Linked DNA regions of Homo sapiens: region 1 is linked to region 2. The links are chromatin loops, found by intact Hi-C in ENCODE. Cell type or tissue: psoas muscle. All regions are shown on one strand. Links, peaks and the distances in the headings refer to the core of each region. The heading gives the core; the rest is flanking DNA. Region 1 overlaps NUP153 (nucleoporin 153). Region 2 overlaps KIF13A (kinesin family member 13A).

Region 1 (10,262 bases), core at 809-8,808, 110 kb after region 2:
CTGCACTCCAGCCTGGGCGACAGAGTGAGACTCCATCTCAAAAAAAAAAAAAAAGGTATTTTTCATAACTCCCCATCTATTCTAATAGTGTTTTTTTTTTTTTTCAGCCTCTTGATAGGAGTGGGATAGATATCACAGATTTTCAGGCCAAAAGAGAAAAGGTAAAACTTCTTTAGCATTTAGTTATTTAAACTGTCTACAATTTTGTTGTGTTTAAAGTTCACAAGTATACAAATTGGATTTAGTTTAGACATTAGGGAACATGTTTGAAAAATAATATTCTTTTTTTTTTTGAGTCTCAGTCTCGCTCTGTCATCCAGACTGGTGTGCAGTGGTGCCATCTTGACTCACTGCGACCTATGGCTCCCAGGTTCAAGCGATTCTCGTGCCCCAGCCTCCCTAGTAACTGAGATTACAGGCACGTGCCATCATGCCCTGCTCATTTTTGTATTTTTAGTAGAGATAGGGTTTCACCGTTTTGGCTAGACTGGTCTCAAACTCCTGAGCTCAGGTGATCTGCCTGCCGTGGCCTCCCAAAGTGCCGGGACTAAGGTGTGAGCCACTGTGCCTGACCCTGAAAAATAGTATTCTTCTACTTGGACATTTTACTCTCTTCTGCAGTCCTCAGGACAATATTGTATATGTAGTAGATACTCATCCAATTTTTTTTTGGGCTATTCAGCATTTCCATCTTGAGGATCTTGACAGACTTTATGGCTTACTGTTACCTTTTGATAAATAAAAATAGGAGTGATCGGCCAGGTGCGGTGGCTTACGCCTGTAATCCTAGCACTTTGGGAGGCCCAGGCCAGTGGATCACTTGAGGTCAGGAGTTCAAAACCAGCCTGGACAACATGGTGAAACCCTGTCTCTACTAAAAATACAAAAAAAAATTAGCCAGGTGTGGCGGTGCGCACCTGTAATCTCAGCTACTCCGGAGGCTGAGGCAGGAGAATCACTTGAACCCGGGAGGCGGAGGGTGCAGTGAGCCGAGGCCGCGCCACTGCACTCCAGCCTGGGAGACAAAGTGAGACTCTATCTCAAAAAAAAAAAAAAAAAAAAAAAAGTTCAGTAAACTAAAGTCCTCATTGCACATCATCATCTTTGTATACTTTCCTCATTAACCAAAATTTTGTGAAATCTATTGTGTGTAGTAGAATTTCAATTAGGCAGATCTCTCATCAGCCAAACAAAATACTGTTTCAAGATAGTGGAACTGATAAAGTTGATCATTATATCTTGCTGCCCTTTTAATATATCCTATTTGCTTAAAATTAACTTTGGCGGTTACTGTGGGAAAAAAATACAATGTTTGATAGTTTGGGTTAAAGAGGTATCTTTTGTTAGTTTATTTATAGCTGGTTAAGCATCCTTCAGGGAAAGCAGACTGTTGGATTTTTCTTTTTTTTCTTTTCTTTTTGAGGCAGCGTCTCGCTCTGTCACCCAGGCTGGAGTGTGCAGTGGCACAGTCGCAGCTCACTGCAACCTCCACCTCCAGGGCTCAAGCAATTCTCCTGCCTCAGCCTCGCAGGTAGCTGGGACTACAGGCGCCTATCACCATGCCTGGCCGATTTTTTGTATTTTTAGTAGAGATGGGGTTTCACCGTATTAGCCAGGGTAGCCTTGATCTCTTGACCTCGTGATCCGCCCGCCTCGGCCTCCCAAAGTGCTGGGATTACAGGCGTGAGCCACCGTGCCTGGCTTGGATTTTTCTTTTGAAAACATTTCTTGGAATACCAAGTTCCTCAAAAGTAATTATTTAAATTATAATTTTATGAATTAATTGCAATGACTAAGATATTGATAAATTATTATCTGTAATGAAATTCTGATGCAAAGAAAGCTAATATTGAACTTTTTATTGGAAGAGTGTTGCTTCTCAATTTTTGGAATTACCTAGACATTTGGAATTAGGCAAGAAGGAATCTATTAGTAGTTTCTATGATGGGCTTAATTTAAGCTACTAGCTTTTCTCAACCCCTCATTTATATCAGGTTATTTTATAATAAGAGGTGAAATTTTAAAATTATGTCATAATGTAAGTTCTTATCAATAACAGTTTTACTAATGGTTGAGTATCGTATCCATAAAAGTTTATTAATGGGTGCTAAGAAATAAAAAGCCAGAATACAGTATCATAGCCCATGTTTCACAGATGTTATCAGAACAGTCTACAAAATAGACTCTCTTATTGAGTTGTATGTAAGGTCACATTTGCGAAGAGGTTTTAGGGAAGAGTTAGTAACCATACAGAGGCTTTGCCCTGGAAACCAATGTTGTTCACAGCTGCTGCTGAATGAAAGGACCTTATTCATAGGATTACAGTCTTTGGACAGAGTTAGAAGCTTCTGGCTTTATAGTGGTTTTATACCAACAGGATTTTTACTATGTTTCAGTTTAGCAAAGGACTGTTAACAAAACAGTTGGTGTACTTACATAATAAATTGAGTTCATTTTACAGTTTGGAAGTCTTAACAGTGATTTACCATTTAGACTTACATTGTAAGATTTTTGGTTTGGTTTGGTATTTAAATAACAATGGGGGAAATAACTTGGAGAGGGATTCGGTCACATTTTTGGGAGTTAAAATATTTTCATAGCTAGTTTTTTTGTTTGTTTTGGGAGACTGACTCTTGCTCTGTCTCCCAGGCTGGAGTGCGGTGGCACAATCTCGGCCCATTGAAAGCTCTGCCTCCGGGTTCAAACGATTCTCCTGCCTCAGCCTCCTGAATAGCCGGGATTACAGGCGCATGCCACCACGCCTGGCTAATTTTTACATTTTTAGTAGAGACGTTTTCACCATGTTGGCCAGGCTGGTCTCAAACTCCTGACCTCAAATGATCCACCTGCTTCGGCCTCCCACATTGCTGGGATTACAGGTGTGAGCCACCACGCCTGGCCCATAGCTAGTTTTAAAATATCTTATTTGCAGCTCAAAAAATATGGACAGTAATTCAGGGAAAATGTGACAAAAGTACATTTTAGTTCATGCATTTAAAATTCACTCTGGGCCAGGTGCAGTGGCTCATGCCTGTAATCCCAGCACTCTTTGAGAGGCTGAGGCAGAAGGATTGCTTGAGCCCAGAAGTTTGAGATCAGCCTGGGCAACACAGCAAGACCTAGTCTCCATTTAAAAAAAAAAAAAAAAGCCAGGTGAGTTGCCTCATGTCTGTAATCTCAGCACTTTGGGAGGTTGAGGCAGGCAGATTGCTTGAGCCCAGGAGTTTGAGACCAGCCTGAGCAACATGGCGAGACCCTGTCTCTACAAAAAAAAACCAAAAAAATTAGCCGGGTGTGGTGGCGCACGCCTGTGTACACAGGAGGCTGTGGTGGGAGGATCACCCAGGTCTCACCTACAGTGAGCTGTGGTCTGGGTGACAGAGCAGGAGTCCGTCTCTTAAAAAAAAAAAACAAAAAACTGTAAAAGGTTTGATCTGTAGTGCTGTTTTGAATATAGTTCCATTTTGTATGCATGCATGTGTGTGAAAAGTCATTAAGTCTGGAATGAAATATAGAGTATCCGTGAAGCCATTTTAGAATTATATGTGTGTATATTTATGTGCATAGGTATATGAATACATACCTTAGGTTCCATTATTATCAGTTTTTCCTCTTATTTGTTTGTATCTACTGTATATTTCTCTGGGAAATACTCATGGTCTTTAGGTCATGTTAGCTATTGTCAAAATTTAGATATGAATCATTGATTTATATGAAAATAAATGTTTTTGATTTCTCTTTACCTGTAAGGTGGATTCTCAATATCCTCCTGTTCAGAGACTTATGACCCCAAAGCCAGTTTCCATAGCAACAAATCGAAGTGTTTATTTTAAACCATCTCTGACTCCTTCTGGTGAATTCAGGAAGACTAATCAAAGAATAGATAACAAGTGCAGTGTGAGTATATGTATATTTCTACCAGTCTTTGAATATTGATTAGAATAAGTAAGACTAAATAATGTAAAATATAACTACCATTGTATTCTAGCAACTGTATAACACATAAAGGTTGTGAATTAGTGATGATTATGAATTGGTATGCTTTTAAAATAGCTGTCACCTTGATCAAATTTTTTTTTTTTTGAGACGGAGTCTCACTCTGTCTCCAGGGGTGGAGTGCAATGGCATGGTCTCAGCTCACTGCAACCTCTGCCTCCCGGGTTCAAGTGATTCTCCTGCTTCAGCCCCCCGAGTAGCTGGGACTACAGGCATGTGCCACCTCACCCAGCTAATTTTTGTATTTTTAGTAGAGACAGGGTTTCACTATGTTGGCCAGGCTGGTCTCGAACTCCTGACCTCAAGTGACCCACCTGCCTTGGCCTCCCAAAGTGCTGGGATTACAGATGTGAGCCACCGCGCCTGGCCACTACCTTGGTCAGATCTTAAGTTAGTGTTGACTAGTAAACTCTAGCATGTACCCATTGTTTAGGTTACATAATTTTGCCGGATTTGCTTTATCTGTTTCTTTCATGTGGTGGTGTTGAACTATCTGCAAGTAAATTTCAGACATTATCTTTTGAACCCTAAGTACTTTGATATGCATCTCCTAAGTACTTTGTCCTATATTATCCCATCTAAGAAAATTAATTCTAATTCCTTAAAATTATCTAATATCCAGTCCATATTGAAACGTTTTTCATAATTGCTTTTTTGAACCAGGACTCGAGCAAGGTTCAGATACTGCTTTTGGTTTTGTTTTTCCAGACCTCAAACCCTCACCCTGGCCACATTGGTTTCTGTTTCTTGAGATAATTCACATATCATACAATTCTCCTATTTAAAGTTTTCAATTCAGTGGTTTTAGCATGTTTGGAAAACACTTTATAAATAAAGTGGTGTCTGTGAGTTGTTCAACTGTTAAGCCATCATAATGGTAAATTTTAGAACATTTGTATTACCATCTCTCCCACCCTTTGAAAATCTCATACCCATACCCGTCAGTAGCCACTTAGCATAGTGTTTTCAAGGTTCATTCACGTCGTAGTATGTATCAGTACTTCATTTTTTCCCTTTTTATGGCTGAATAATATTTCATTGTAAGGAATACTAGATTTTGTAGATATTTCATTGTATGGATATACTAGATTTTGTTTTATCCATTAATCACTTGAAGGACATTGGGGTTGGTTTTACTTTTTGGCTGTAATGAATAATGCTCCTGTCAACATTTATGTATAAGTGTTTTTTTGTGTGTTTGTGTGTGTGGACATGTTTTTATTTCTCTTGGGTTTATACCTAGAAATAGAATTGCTGGATCATAGGTTTTTGAAGAGACCAGGCCAGTTGTCTTATAAAATGTCCCATAATCTGGGTTTGTCTGGTTTTTTGTGTCATTTAACTTGTATTTATTTTGTTTACTTAACACCTTATTGTTTATGCCTTTAGTTATATTTTATCTCATTTCTAACAACTCAATTTATTGAAAACCTTGAAACTTAGAAAGATTAGTACAGTGATTTGCCATGTATTTCTTTATGTTGATTCACCAGTCATTAACATTTTGTCATATTTGCTTTATCTCCCTCCATACTTTTAAGTTAACATTAAAATTTTGAAAAATATTTTGAACATAGTGTGATCATGGTGGCTCATGCCTATAATCCCAGTGCTTTGAGAGGCTCAGGCAGAAGGATCACTTGAGTCCAGGAATTCAAGACTAGCCCAGGCACCATAGCAAGACCTTATCTCTAGAAGAAATAAAAAAATTAGCCAGATGTGGTGGTGCGTGTCTGTAATCCTAGCAAGGCAGGAGGTTGCGGTAGGAGGATCACGTGAGAGCCCAGGAGTTCGAGGCTAAAGTGAACTGTGATAGCACCACTGCACTCTGGCTTGGGTGAGAGAGTAAGACCCTGACTCAAAATATATATATATATATGTGTGTGTGTGTGTGTGTGTGTGTGTGTATTTTTTTCTTTTTAGCATAATATTGGACTTCTACAGATTTGCAAGAAAAATTTCATGAACTTCACATTTTACTACATTTGCTCTATCTTTTTCTCTGTGTTCTTATTAACAAGGAGTTCCCTTACATAATGCATAGCAGTGGTCAAACCCAGAAACTTAACATTGGCACAACACTGTAATCTACAGATTCTATTTACATGTTGTCACTTGGCCTAAAAGAAGAAATTCTAACATCATGTCTTGCATTTAGTTGTCATGTCTCTTCATCTCCTTTAGTCTAGAACAGTTCCTTTTGTTTTTTGTTCTTGTTGTTTTGTGTTTCACAATATTGATAATTTTGAAGTATAGAAGCCAGTTATTTTGTAGAATGTTCTGCAGTTTTATGATTGTCTGATGTTTCCTCATGATTAGATTTCAGTTACCTACTTTTGGCAGTGAAGACCGTTGAGGGAGTGTGCTGAGCTGTTCTCACTGTTCAGAAGGCACAGGCTACCAGTTTGTCCCATTCCTGGCAGTGTGGTTATTACATAAAGTGGTGTCTGTGAGGATTCTCTACTATAAAATTACTATTTTACCTTTCGTAATGAATAAGTATTTTGTGGGAAGGAAACTTCCCAATTATATTCTTTTCAGCCACTAGTGTTAGCATTATTGATGATTCTTGCCTGTATCTTTTTGAGCACTTAATTGGTTTTTGATATTATAAGATAATTCAGGCTCATCACATGCATTTCCTGCCCCAGCCCTGTAATCAGCCATTTTTCCAAGAAGTCTTGATTCCTTTCAGTGGAAGTATTAATTCTTTAAGTTGTAGGGAGCTATTTCGAAAGGAATAGCTTTGTATATTTGGTTGCACAATTAACAGGACAAAAAGAGGGATAAGTAAAGTAATTTTGTGGTTAGGTTAGTGAGTGTATTGTCTGTATACTACCATTTTATTAAAATAATGATTGTGCTCACTGACATTTTTCATATATATAATCTCACTGTAACTCTTGGTTACCATTCAGAAGGCAGGGTGTAATTTCAAATTTCAGGATTCATTAACTAAAAAGCCATCAAATTCCTGATTCTAAATATTAAAATTAATAGGAAGCAAGGTGGTACTAAGAAAATTACAACAAATAAGCAAACGTAAATATGTGTGTATTTCCCCTGCAGACTGGATATGAAAAAAATATGACACCCGGACAAAATAGAGAACAACGAGAAAGGTACTGTCATTTCTTATACAGCTATACTTCTTTATATTTAACTTGTAAGGTCTGTATTTAATTTACATGTACCTTTTTGAAGATTAAAATCAAAGAACAGAAACTTTATATAAAGAAATCTAAGATTTTAGAATCACGTTCAGCTGTATATTTTTTTTTTACTTGTTAGCAGTTCTAGTTAACAAGTTATGGACCACAATAATATATCAGTTGTTTTAATTTTCTTTTTATTTGCCAGTGGCTTTTCATATCCAAATTTCAGTTTGCCTGCAGCCAATGGTTTATCTTCTGGAGTAGGTGGTGGAGGTGGCAAGATGAGACGAGAAAGAACACGCTTTGTTGCTTCTAAACCTCTGGAGGAGGAGGTAGGGTTGTATACTCATATACTCTTGAGGTTTATTTAAAAAGCATTGGTGTGGTGGTGGTAAGGGGAGACCTGTAGGGGTGGGGTTCGAAGAGACCCAGAGCAAAATTAATCTGCTATTGAATCAGTTCTTTCAAAATGCATGCTGAAAACCTAATCTAGTACCTTAAATTTCATGGGTATCATAGAACAAAACAAAACTACCCATACTTTTTCAAATAAGGGAATTGCAATTGAAATTATTTGACCCTTGGTATTACTGTATAGTTTTGTCTGTTTGTAAAACATACGTAAATAAGTTCATAAATAGGATTAATACTATACGTATTCTTCTTTTTTTAAGATACAGTCTTGCTCTGTCGCTCAGGCTGGAGTGCAGTGGCGCAGTCTCGGCTCAGTGCAACCTCTGCCTCCTGGGTTCAAGCAATTCCTGTGCCTCAGCCACGCAAGTAGCTGGGACTATAGGCATTTGCCACCACACCTGGATAATTTTTGTATTTTTAGTAGAGATGGGGTTTCACCATGTTGGCCAGGCTGGGTCGAACTCCTGATGTCAAGTGATCCACCTGCCTCGGCCTTGCAAAGTGCTGGGATTACAGGCGAGAGCCACCGTGCCCTGCCTGTCTTCTTCTTGCTTGCCTGTTTCTCCTTTTTTGATGTTGTATTGTGAAAGGTAACTGTAAGTTTTTTAATTTCACTGCTTATATATTTATCCAGTTTGAAGATTTACCGTAATCCATTCTGCCATCAGGATACATTTTGGTAGATTTCTAATACACATTAAAGTGAATATGCACTTTTCTGTCTGCACACGTGCAGTATTTTCTCTAGAGTATTTATCTAGGAATGGAATTGTTGGATTATAGGGGATGATCCACATCTTCTGCTGTATTAGATGTTGCCATGTTTTCTCTTCAAGATAGTTTTGCAGTTCAACATTTCCACCATATGACAATAGATAGATCTTGGGGCATCCTTTTGTGTGTTTTTTGGACATTTGAGTTTTCTCTTGATCCATTTTTTTCCTATGGGGTTATTTCCTGTAGGGATATATATATAATTTCTTATATGTATATTAAGAAATATGTATGTATATGTATATATAATTTATTATTAGAAAGAGTTCTCTATATATTCTGACCATAAATGTTTGGAAAAGATAGGGACAGATTTAAGATTGGTTACATTAACCTTTCTGTCTATATATTGCTCTTTTTTTCTAACTACTTTAAGTTGAATGCAAGTCTCATTTTAGTTGTATTATAAATGCATTTCAGCTTAGCTTAACCATTTGAGTTTTGATACATAGTCCTTGTATTTGTCATTTGTTTCTAATTAAAATTTCACCAGTGACTCCCTCATTGACCAATGAGTTTTAGGAGTATATTTTTAGCTTTTTAAACATGCTTTTCCTATTTATATTGACAGAAACAAAATCATGTTTTGGTTGAAGTTGTTGGATGTCTTAGATTTCTTCATGCCTATTGGTATTTTGCTCTGCAGGTTTGGAGTGTGATGCCTTGCTTCCTTTTAACTATGCTTTTCCTAGCTAGCAGTACTATAGCTCACCAGAATTATGACCTCCTTGGCAGTTTTCACTTTCTGCCATATAAATTGACTTGTAATGAGCTTTGGGATTATGTTAGTAGACTTGGCTCTATTGCTGGTCTGGAGGCTCTGTCTTTCCTTTAGTCTCTGTTTCTCACTCTACTAGAGTGTTGTGAAGGGAGGGAATCTATTACTGTATATCATTATCTGAAAAGGAAATACCTTGAATGCCATTGATCATACAAACAGTATATAAATTTTATAGGTTTTGTAGCAAACCAATTTTCTTTTGTCATTAAAGCTCTTTATTAATTATATTTAAGAAACGGGTTGGCGGCTGGGCACGGTGGCTCATGCCTGTAATCCCAGCACTTTGGGAGGCCAAGGCGGGCGGATCACGAGGTCAAGAGATCGAGACCATCCTGGCCAACATGATGAAACCCCGTCTTTACTAAAAATACAAAAATTAGCTGGGTGTGATAGCGTATGTGTGTAGTCCCAGCTACTCGGGAGGCTGAGGCAGGAGAATCACTTGAACCCTGGAGGTGGAGGTTGCAGTGAGCCAAGATTGCACCAGTGTACTCCAGCCTGGCAACAGAGCGAGACTTTGTCTCAAAAACAAAACAAAACAAAAACAAAAGAAATGGGCTGTCTTACCTTGTGTAAATAAGGAATTTATTAGGTTGGTACAAAAGTAATTGGGGTTTTGGACCATGAATTTTAAATCATTATTTAACTAGGCTCAAACACATCTTTATTGAACAAAACAGGAACCACTACAATCAACACATTTTTGCCAACGAGAAATAAATTTGCTTATTCTTATAGCACAAAAATCTGTGCTTTGGGATTCGACAAGCTCTTGGAAAGCATTTTCTGCATCCCGCTGTTGCGGAAGTGTTTTCCCTGCAAAAAGTTTTCGAGATGCTTGAAGAAGTGATAGTCAGTTGGCGAGAGGTCAGGTGAATATGGCAGATGAGGCAAAACTTTGTAGCCCAATTCCTTCAACTTTTGAAGCGTTGGTTGTGCAGTGTGCCATTGGGTGTTGTTGTAGAGAAGTAGGCCCTTTCGGTTGACCAATGCCAGCTGCAGACATTGCAGTTTTTGGTGCATCTCATTGATTTGCTGAGCAGACTTCTCAGATGTAGTGGTTTCGCTGGGATTCTGAAAGCTGTAGTGGATTAGACCGGCGGCAGACCACCAGACAGTGACCATGGCCTTTTTTTGTGTGC
Region 2 (10,262 bases), core at 1,263-9,262:
AGCCACCCTGCTGCTATGGAGTTAGTATTACGAAAACGAATTGCAGCCAATATTTACAACAAACAGGTAATAACGGGGCCTGATTGTGCCATTCTGGCTCTGAGCTCAAAAGATTTTTCCCTCTCTCTATCACAAAGCAGTGTTTTTTGGTGCTGTGATGTGCAAAACATGACCATCCTGGCCAAGTTATAGTCTGATTCTCATTTATCCAAGGTAGTGGGCATTAGGATAGCAGAGGTCAATGTCATCCAGTAAGGGCAGTTTCACCTTGACTGATTGGAGAGGTGTAATCCTACCAGGCAGTGGAGCTGTGATATTTCACTGTTTGAAAAGTAGAAAAACTGAGGCTGAGAGATTAAGTGCCAGGTCCAAGCAAGTGAGTGACAAAACCAGGACAAAAGGCAGACTCCAAACAAATCCCTATCCTACTGCTTTGACGGATCCCATCTCAGAGGTGCTGTCAGTGAAACTGATCCTCTCCAGTGTTGTTCTAGCCATCTCAGGAAAGACTGATTAAGCCCTGGAGAGATCACAGGAAGGCAGCAGATGGGAGAGAGAAGCAACCACAGAAATCCTGAACATGCTGCAGATTCTGTAGTCAAATTCCCAACTAACAGCTGGACGTTAGTATCCCTTGGGGTTGGAGACAGGGATTCTTAGCTTCAGTTTTTTCTGTTATGCTGAGTATTCTGCATTTCAAAAACATAGTAACTTGTAATGCTTCTACAATTTGTAAAATACAAAATAACTGGCTGGGCGCGGTGGCTCACGCCTGTAGTCCCAGCACTTTGAGAGGCCAAGGCGGGCGGATCACGAGGTCAGGAGATCGAGACCATCCTGGCTAACACGGTGAAACCCCGTCTCTACTAAAAATACAAAAAAAAAAAGTTAGCCAGGTGAGGTGGCAGGCGCCTGTAGTCCCAGCTACTCGGGAGGCTGAGGCAAGAGAATGGTGTGAACCCCAGGGGGCGGAGCCTGCAGTGAGCCGAGATCGCGCCACTGCCCTCCAGCCTGGGCGACAGCGAGACTCCATCTCAAAAAAAAAAAAAAAAATACAAAATAACTTACATTTGTCACATAGCTTAATACAGCTTTTTTTTTTTTCTACTAGAGTTTCACGCAGAGTTTGAAGAGGAGAATATCCCTGAAAAATATATTTTATTCCTGTGGTGTAACCTATGAAATAGTATCCAATATACCAAAGGTAAAATATATGCTACTTTAGGCCGGGCGCAGTGGCTCATGCCTGTAATCCCAGCACTTTGAGAGGCCGAGGCGGGTGGATCACCTGAGGTCGGGAGTTCGAGACCAGCCTGACCAACATGGAGAAACCCTATCTCTACTAAACATACAAAATTAGCTGGGCATGGTGGCGCATGCCTGTAATCCCAGCTACTCAGGAAGGCTGAGGCAGGAGAATCGCTTGAACCTGGGAGGCAGAGGTTGCAGTGAGCCGAGATCGCGCCATTGCACTCCAGCCTGGGCAACAAGAGCGAAACTCTGTCTCAAAAAAAAAAAAAAAAAAAAAAAAAAAAAAATATATATATATATATATATATGCTACTTTAAAAAATATCAGTATCTAAATAATGGAGAATGTGTTCATTCTCCAGACTTCTAAAACGTTTTCTCACCACACTTTGGATGAAAACGTTGTTCACATCAAAGTATTGTCACTTCCTTCCTGTCCTCGTAGGCAACTGAGGAGATAGAGGACCGGGAAACGCTGGCTCTCCTGGCAGCAAGGAGTGAAAACGAAGGCACATCAGATGGGGAGACGTACATTGAGAAGTACACTCGAGGCGTGCTGCAGGTGGAAAACATTCTGAGTCTTGAACGGCTCCGGCAGGCAAGTAACTGAATATCTGGACCGAGGATGAAAGCACCAGCCTTCACCCCCAATGGACAGATATGAATTTACTTACCAAACACCTCACTAAATCTATCAGAGAAGGAGCACTTGAGCCATCTCTATTGAAAGGACTCTGGCAAAATAGTAACCAAAATAAAAATAATGACTAACTTTTATTGAATAACCCCTACTTGCCAAGCACTGAGCCTGAGTAATTTAGGTATATTATTTCATTTAATCTTCAAGATAACCCCCTGAGGTAAGTACTGTTGAAATCCCCATTTTCAAATGAGAAAATTGAGGCTGATAGAAGTTAGCTAACTCACCCATGGTTACACAGCTAGGAAGTGGTACAAAGTCGGATGTAAAGCCAAGTAGCTTGACTCCAAAGCACATATGCTTAAACACAGACTTACTATCTCCCTAATTTTTAGACCTGAGTTAACTTTTGAGGTGACAACAGGTCATTCAAGTGAAAATAATCCACTAAGTAATGCAACTATAAGATAAGATATGTCATTTCATAGGAGCAATAGTTGACATTATTGGGGGAGGTGTTGATTAATAGGAGGAATGTAATTGGCATCTGTCAGAAAAATCTTCCCTTAGTGGAAATCCCACCTGAATTGCTGCATGAGTAAAATACAAACAGCATCACACTTCATTGTCATTTTGCAAATGAGATACATAGTTAGAAGTACCTCTTCTACATTTTCTCTGTCCACCTGTATAAAAATTTCACAACATAAATGTCTTCCATTCTGCTGTTTTCCTGGTTTTATTTATTTATTTGTTTATTTATTTTTGAGACAGAGTCTTGCTCTGTCGCTCAGGCTGGAGTGCAGTGGCACAATCTCAGCTCACTGCAACCTCTGCCTCCTGGGTTCAAGCAATTGTAGTGCCTCAGCCTCCCAGATAGCTGGAACCACAGGCACCCACCACCATGCCCAGCTAATTTTTGTATTTTTTAGTAGAAACAGGGTTTTACCATGTTGGCCAGCTGGTCTCGAACTCCTGTCTGTGATCCACCTGCCTCAGCCTCCCAGAGTGCTGGGATTATAGACATGAACCACCACACCCTGCAGTTTTATTTATCTTAAAAAAAATATTTTTGATAAATTGCTAAACAAATAATAATAAGTGGGTAAAATAATATTTCAGTTTTATAAATGTGTATGTATGTAGAACTGATGCAGTCTATATTTAAATCTATAAATAAACATATGTTACTTTTATAATTAGAATAAAAAATAAAGTAATGGCCGGGTGCGGTGGCTCACGCCTGTAATCCTAACACTTTGGGAGGCCGACGTGGGCAGATTGCCTGAGCTCAGGAGTTCAAGACCAACCTGGGCAACATGGTGAAACCCCGTCTCTACTAAAATACAAAAAAAAATTAGCCGAGTGTGGTGGCGTGCACCTGTAGTCCCAGCTACTCAGGAGACTGAGGCAGAATTGCTTGAACCCAGGAGGCAGAGGTTGCAGTGAGCAGAGATCGCATCACTACACTCCAGCCTGGGCAACAGAGTGAGACTCTGTCTCTGGGGAAAAAAAAAAAAAGTGTTATTTTCAAATTATTATGTTTACAGGCCGTCACAGTCAAAGAAGCACTTTCCACCAAAGCCCGGCACATTCGGAGGAGCCTCAGTACACCAAATGTTCATAATGTAAGTGCATCCTGCCAAGGATCTGCTCCTATGTGACATGTCGCAGCCTCTGGGGTGGGGGAAGGTGGGATTCACACAGTGGCAGTAGAGCTTATGGAACTGGTGTGGGCATCCCAAAGTGTAGCCTGCTTCTCTGTACCAGGGACACACACCAGGCAGCACAGTTGTCTAAGACTGAGCCATTTGTTCAATCTTATGAATTCCTGTTCAGCAAGTTATCTCCTTGAAAGAAGTTCCTTAAGATATAAATTGAGTTTAGTTGGTTACAGATGGTGGAGTCAGCTATGAATACTTGCACCCGAGTCCCTGGACGCTGGCTGCTCCAGGGTCAGTTTTTGTGCCCATTCTAGCTGCCCTGGTGGCTCTGAGTCTGCCACCATCAGTGTGATAAGGAGTCAGCCACTGCATGTAGGCACTCTTGGAGTCCCTAGTTGTTCCTTTGACCATTTTCGTTATTTTTCTCAACCAGTTAATCTAGAAAATCCAATTGACAGAAACTGATCCTAGCAGGGGGGACACTGTCACAGAGGGATAGGACAGATTAGTGCATGGAGCACTTCTAAGCAGCCACTTCCCAGAAGCAGCTGAGTAGAAGTAAGGTCTTTCCAAGGAAAAACACAGGCTTATTTGCCTTCCTGTTCTCTAGAATTGCCAGAAAATTATTTAAAACATGGTGGCCACTTACAAAAATTGTCCTACAGTGGGCTACAGAGCAAATCCCAGTAATTATTATCACACAGATTACTTCTTCTGACCACAATGCATTTATTAGAAATAGATAAGAGAGACTCATATAGTTGTAAATTGAAAAACGCTTTTCATGAACTCATTTCTCAAAGAAGAAATTATGATGGAAATTAGGATGTATTTAGAACTAAATGAGAATAAAAATGATACATAGATCAGTGTTTGTGCAATGCAGCTAAAGTGGTACCTAGAAATTATTAGCCCTAAATTCCCTATAATTCTGTATAAAGCAGAATACTAGACAGTAGAAAAAATGAGAGAGTGAGGGCTACTATTAGGAAATATATAGCTCTTATATTAAAAAGTAGAGTAAAAAAGAATTAGGTAAACATCTAGCTTAAAAAGTAAAGAAGATCGGGCACGGTGGCTCACGCTTATAATCCCAGCACTTTGGGAGGCTGAGGTGGGCAGATCACCTGAGGTTGGGAGTTCAAGACCAGCCTGACCAACATGGAGAAACCCGGTCTCTACTAAAAATACAAAATTAGCTGGGCATCGTGGCAGGTGCCTGTAATCCCAGCTACTCGGGTGGCTGAGGCAGGAGAATCGCTTGAACCCAGGAGGAGATTGCGGTGCGCCGAGATTGCGCCATTGCACTCCAGCCTGGGCAACAAGAGTGAAACTCTGTCTCAAAAAAAAAGTGAAGAAAAACTGCTTATGAAGTAATCTAAAAAAAAAAATATTTTTTTCAACCTCAATCTGATCAAGTAAAGTCTTTTGGAAGCCAAGGCGAGAGGATTGCTTGAGGCCAGGAATTTGAGACCAGCCTGGGCAACATAGCGAGACCTCATAACTTGATGTTATGCCAACAAATGTAAAAGCTTAAATAAAATGGAAATGTCCTGTAAAAACTGAATCAAGAAGAAATAGAAAACCTGAATACAGCTATCACCAAAAAGAAGGACTATACTAAAATAATGACTATTACTATGCTCGTTGATGAGAATTCACAGTATCAAAAAATTGGCATGTCCTTAAGCTAATCATTCTCAACAGAATTTTTTGTAAGATTTGATAAGCTGATTCTAAAACCTGTATGGAAAAGCAGTCAAAATATACTCCTGTACAACCCAGAGATTACATCCCTTAGATATATACTCTAGAGATTCTCATAAATATACAGGTTGTATTTAGAATTAAATGATACTAAAAATAGTACACATATCAATACTTGACTAGACTATTGAATAAGACCATATATAGTAAGATACCACTTATGTGAAGCATAAAATATGCAAAATAATGTTAACTATTGGTTATGAGTATATACACATACAATTATATAAAACTTATATGGGAATGATAAACCCCAAATTGAGAGTAGTCACTACTCCTGGAGAGGGAAGAAAGAGGAGGAGAAGAATGAAGACTGCAGGCTTCAACTGTGACATTCTGTTTCTTTATATAAAAAAAACCCCTTATATTAAATATATAAACCACATTGCTAAAACCATTCTTCTCTTATAGGTCTCTTCCAGCCGACCGGACCTTTCTGGCTTTGATGAAGATGACAAGGTATGCACCTATGGGCATGGCTAGGTTTTTAGTAGAATCTTAGTCTGGAAAGTTGTGGGATCTTGGTGTTTTTAAAATCTCTGGGCCTCACCTGGTTGATCCTGTCAGTTTAAAAAAAAAGAAAAAGAAAAATCTCTGGGCTTCCCATCTTAATTGTAAGCAAATAACTCTCTCCACAACTCCATTTCCAGGTTCAAATACTTGATGTGATATTGCTTTGCACTTCTTTTTTTTTTTTTTTGAGACAGAGTTTCACTCTTGTTACCCAGGCTGGAGTGCAGTGGCATGATTTTGGCTCACTGCAACCTCCACCTCCCAGGTTCAAGCGATTCTCCTGCCTCAGCCTCCCGAGTAGCTGGGATTATAGTCATTTGCCACCACACCTGGCTAATTTTGTATTTTTAGTAGAGATGGAGTTTCGCCATGTTGGCCAGGATGGTCTCGAACTTCTGACCTCAGGTGATCGATCCGCCTCGGCCTCCCAAAGTGTTTGGATTACAGGCATGAGCCACCATGCCCAGACAATTGCTATGCACTTTCAGTATTACATTGTTACTTACCATGATAGGTTCCATACCAGGACAGTACCACACATAATTGAATAGATATCTGTGTGTTTATGGGTTTAACTCTAAATGATTGGAGAAGGTGTTACATCCACCATAGCATAATCAAAATTATTTCAATGGGTAAAAGAGGGGATTTAAAATTAAGGACAGATTGCAACATGATCTTATTCAACAAATATTTCTTGAATACATATTATATATGAGTTACTATGCTAGAGACTAGATGATCCAAAAGGTATAAGCACAGATTTATGTCCTTAAGAAGTTTAAAATTTAGTCTTCAGAGGCAATCAACTCCTGATAAGTTGACATAAGATTAAGTAAGCTCGTATGATATGCCAGCGTTTTCTCTGTTTTGTATACCAATACTTTATGCCTCTTTGAAACTTTTAAATCTCAAATATAGGTAGAGTAACCACACTGCCAAATTTGCCTTGGACAGTCTCAGCTGTGCCTTCTACCCAGGCAGAATTACTAATGGAACAGTTGTCCTTTGAGAGTGTTTCAGTTTGGTCATTAAATTATCAAGTCACTCTGGGTATATGCCACATTGCTCAAAGTAGCTACCTCTGGGGAGGAAGGAAGATGAATGGGACCAAAAGATCACACTACATTTGTAATAATTTTATTAAACTTGAGCAAATATAATAAAATATTAACATGTATTCACTCCGGGTATACCTTGGATATGACAGTATTTTTTACGATATTCAGCCCTTTCTGTATATTTGAAATAAATCATAATAAAAATAAAGAAGAGCATATGCTGCCATTAAAAAAAAACAGAAGAAACTCCAACCTGGGCTTTATTTCTTATTTTGGAGTGATTCAATTACAGTTAACCCATATTTTTACCTTGTAGGGTTGGCCAGAGAACCAGTTGGACATGTCTGACTATAGCTCCAGTTACCAAGATGTAGCATGTTATGGAACTTTACCCAGGGATTCTCCTCGAAGGAATAAAGAAGGTAGTGGTGAGATTATTTTGCAGTGATATTTCTTTGTAATTACTTAGAAAAAGTATGAAAAAATGTCTTTCATTAATGGCATATAATAAGATATGAAGCTGATATTCTAGTTAACTAGATGATACAAAACTGTTATTGAATGTAACATATAACATTCACTTATTTGATTTATTTTTGTTTTGTATCCAACATATCACCCAAATAATCATAGACTTTTTGTGTATTACTTTAGAACTTCTGAATCATTTTTTGTCATCATTTCCTGACTTTCAAGTCCAGTTTTGAGACACATACAAATCCTATTATTTTCTACCAGAATATCCAGCTCTGTCATATTTGTGTACTCAAAGGAATTTTTAAAAGAACATGACTTTGATTCATAAAGCAGTTTTCAAAAACGATACCCAAAATGAGTTTGATTCATGGTGACATTATTACCTAAATTATACAGTCTACCAGTGCCTTAATGGGAACAGTATTCTTTGGCCATATATATCGGTTCTGTTACCTTATACCTTATATTAGTAGGTAAAATATAAGGTATATTCGCCATTATACTAACAAATTGGAAAGGGAGGAAAGAGGCCAAAAAGGTAAGAAATGATACAAGCAAGGAAGAAGAATTGTCCTCCCTTAGTCATATATAGCAGGGTGGCCTGAGGGGGAAAAAAAGAGGCTCGCAAGAAAATTTACACAGTATTAATTCATTGAATATTTATTGAGCCTCTACTTTCTGTCTTATAACTATGGAAATAAGATACACAGAAAATGAGATGTTAAATGATAAGGTGCCAAAATGAACATGCAGATAATAAGGGCTGTGAGAATTCAGAGGAATGGAAAATCAGCGTGAGCTGAAATTGGTCTGGTTAGTGGTGCTTAAGCTGGATCTTGAAAAGAGTGTAGAAATTTGCTATCTCACTTTGTTCACACAGACTAGCACTGTAGTAACTCTTTGTGACATCACAGATTTATGTCTATTCTTGCCTACATCTGTTCCATGGTTTTTTGGGGGTTTTTTTGTTTGTTGTTTGTTGTTTGTGGGGTTTTTTTGTTTTGTTTTTAGACAGGGTCTCCCTCTCTCTCTCTTGCCCGGGCTGGAGTGCAGTGGCACCATTATAACTCACTGCAGCCTCAACCCCTGGGGCTCAAGCGATCTTCTCGCCTCAGCCTCCTGAGTAGCAAGTACAACAAGTAGACACCACCATGCCTGGCTATCTGTTTATTTTTTTTTTCACAGACTGGTGTCCCTATGTTGCACAGGGTGGGCATACATCTGTTTTAATGCTTAGCCAAATATTAGCCTATGAATTTCATTGTTCTCCCAGATATTCCCATGGCTGGGTCATTGTCTCAGTTCCTATGTTTTGCTTAAAGTGTTCAGCATCTGTAACCTCATAACTTCTCATCTTCCCTAGGTTGTACATCAGAGACTCCTCATGCCTTAACCGTCAGCCCTTTTAAAGCATTCTCTCCTCAGCCACCAAAGTTTTTCAAGCCCCTAATGCCTGTAAAAGAGGAGCATAAGAAAAGGATAGCCCTGGAAGCAAGGCCTCTTCTAAGCCAGGAGGTAAATGCTTGACTTGTCTGTACTATGCAGAATAGAGCAGAGTTGTGTCACCTGTGAAGCAGCAGTGTGCATTAACAAGCTGAGTGCTGCATGTGGACATGCACGGTCATCACTCCATGGTTCCCGTTCTCGAATTCCTCTTTCTCAAGCATGCAGAGTCATGGTAGAATCTCTTGTTTGTTGTTGCTGCTGTGGTTTTATTTCTTTGTGTTTATGGCTTTTCAAAGTATTTTTTTATGTTTCAAGTGAGAAAGATGTTTTCTAGGTGTTTTGAAAAGATTAAAGGCCTTTTTTAAAATTATTTTTCTTTTTTGTCTTTTTGGGGATTTCTGATTTTGTTTTTTATAGAGATAGGGTCTTGCTGTGTTGCCCAGGCTGGTCTGAAACTCCTGGCCTCAAGTGATTCTTTTGCCCCAGCCTCCCAAGGCACTGGGATTGCAGGCATGAGCCGTTGTACCTGGTCAAAAGGCTGTTTTTTAAATAAGACTAATTATGCTTTTTGCCACAGAATCTGTTTATTCCTGTCATATCTCTCCAGTAGTTTAACTCTGGCCTGCAGAATTGGCTGCTGCATTACTCACATGTAATAAGAGTGTTAGCATTGCTTTTCTAACTTGCATGTACTTAATATGTATTTTGGCCGTTGTCGTCTTTGTGTGTGATGCATCTGTGTGTCTTAACCTTTGCAGAGCATGCCTCCACCTCAGGCACATAACCCTGGCTGCATTGTACCCTCAGGAAGCAATGGCAGCAGCATGCCAGTAGAACACAATAGCAAACGTGAGAAGAAGATTGTAAGTTCCGGAACCATTTCTGTCATATTGCCTGGTGGTGGGTTTAAGGCCCTTTCACAGACAATCATCCAAATGCTAGAAGAAATTAAGACATGTATTGGGTCTTTGTCTTAAAGAAAATAAAAATGTGACCATTGGTAATGATATTTTGCATGGATGTGGCCATGACCTACAATTTTATCTTATTTATTTATTTATTTTTTGCTTAAGTTTGCTTAGAAAAAGGGAGAAAGGCACTTTTATTGCTTCTGGCCTTTATAAAAAGTGTAACAAAGAGATCTTTTTAATACCAAAATCTTTCTAATGTGCCTATACATATTGCCTAGATTCTGAAGTTAATCTACCTAGAGGAAGTGCACTTACTTGGAGTAAGTAATCATGCATTTAATGCATTTAGCTGTGGATATGTTTGGAAGCTTTTTTATGTTGCCTGATGCTATTGCCAAGATAATTCTGTAGTTAGAGCTGCACTACAATCTATCATAATCACCCTTCATCGTCTCACTGTCTAGGGTAGCCTTTGTTAATTAGCTGGCAAAATATATTCCAATACCTTGGTGCCAGCCTTGCATTCAGGATG

What was found. Peaks named below come from ENCODE experiments on the same cell type or tissue, not always from the same donor. Only the 100,000 strongest peaks of a DNase experiment are listed, where the experiment ranks them.
Region 1: it touches region 2 in a loop (2.2-fold over the local background); 7 of 110 quality-filtered maps call a loop at or near these places.

What each region holds. Positions count from the first base shown.
Region 1 is chr6:17,658,874-17,669,135 of GRCh38, reverse strand. It overlaps NUP153 (nucleoporin 153), which reads left to right. Exons shown (of 22, transcript NM_005124.4): 8 at 108-161; 9 at 3,751-3,897; 10 at 7,066-7,118; 11 at 7,357-7,483. Among named protein-coding and RNA genes, the nearest start is that of NUP153, 43 kb to the left of the region's middle. RefSeq lists a silencer at 3,704-3,998. In psoas muscle, for the core only: no CTCF peak of the experiment used is centred there; no DNase peak of the experiment used is centred there.
Region 2 is chr6:17,770,534-17,780,795 of GRCh38, reverse strand. KIF13A (kinesin family member 13A) reads left to right here. Exons shown (of 39, transcript NM_022113.6): 31 at 1-66; 32 at 1,112-1,204; 33 at 1,697-1,849; 34 at 3,442-3,519; 35 at 5,734-5,781; 36 at 7,213-7,318; 37 at 8,737-8,888; 38 at 9,578-9,682. Among named protein-coding and RNA genes, the nearest start is that of NUP153-AS1, 69 kb to the right of the region's middle. In psoas muscle, for the core only: no CTCF peak of the experiment used is centred there; no DNase peak of the experiment used is centred there.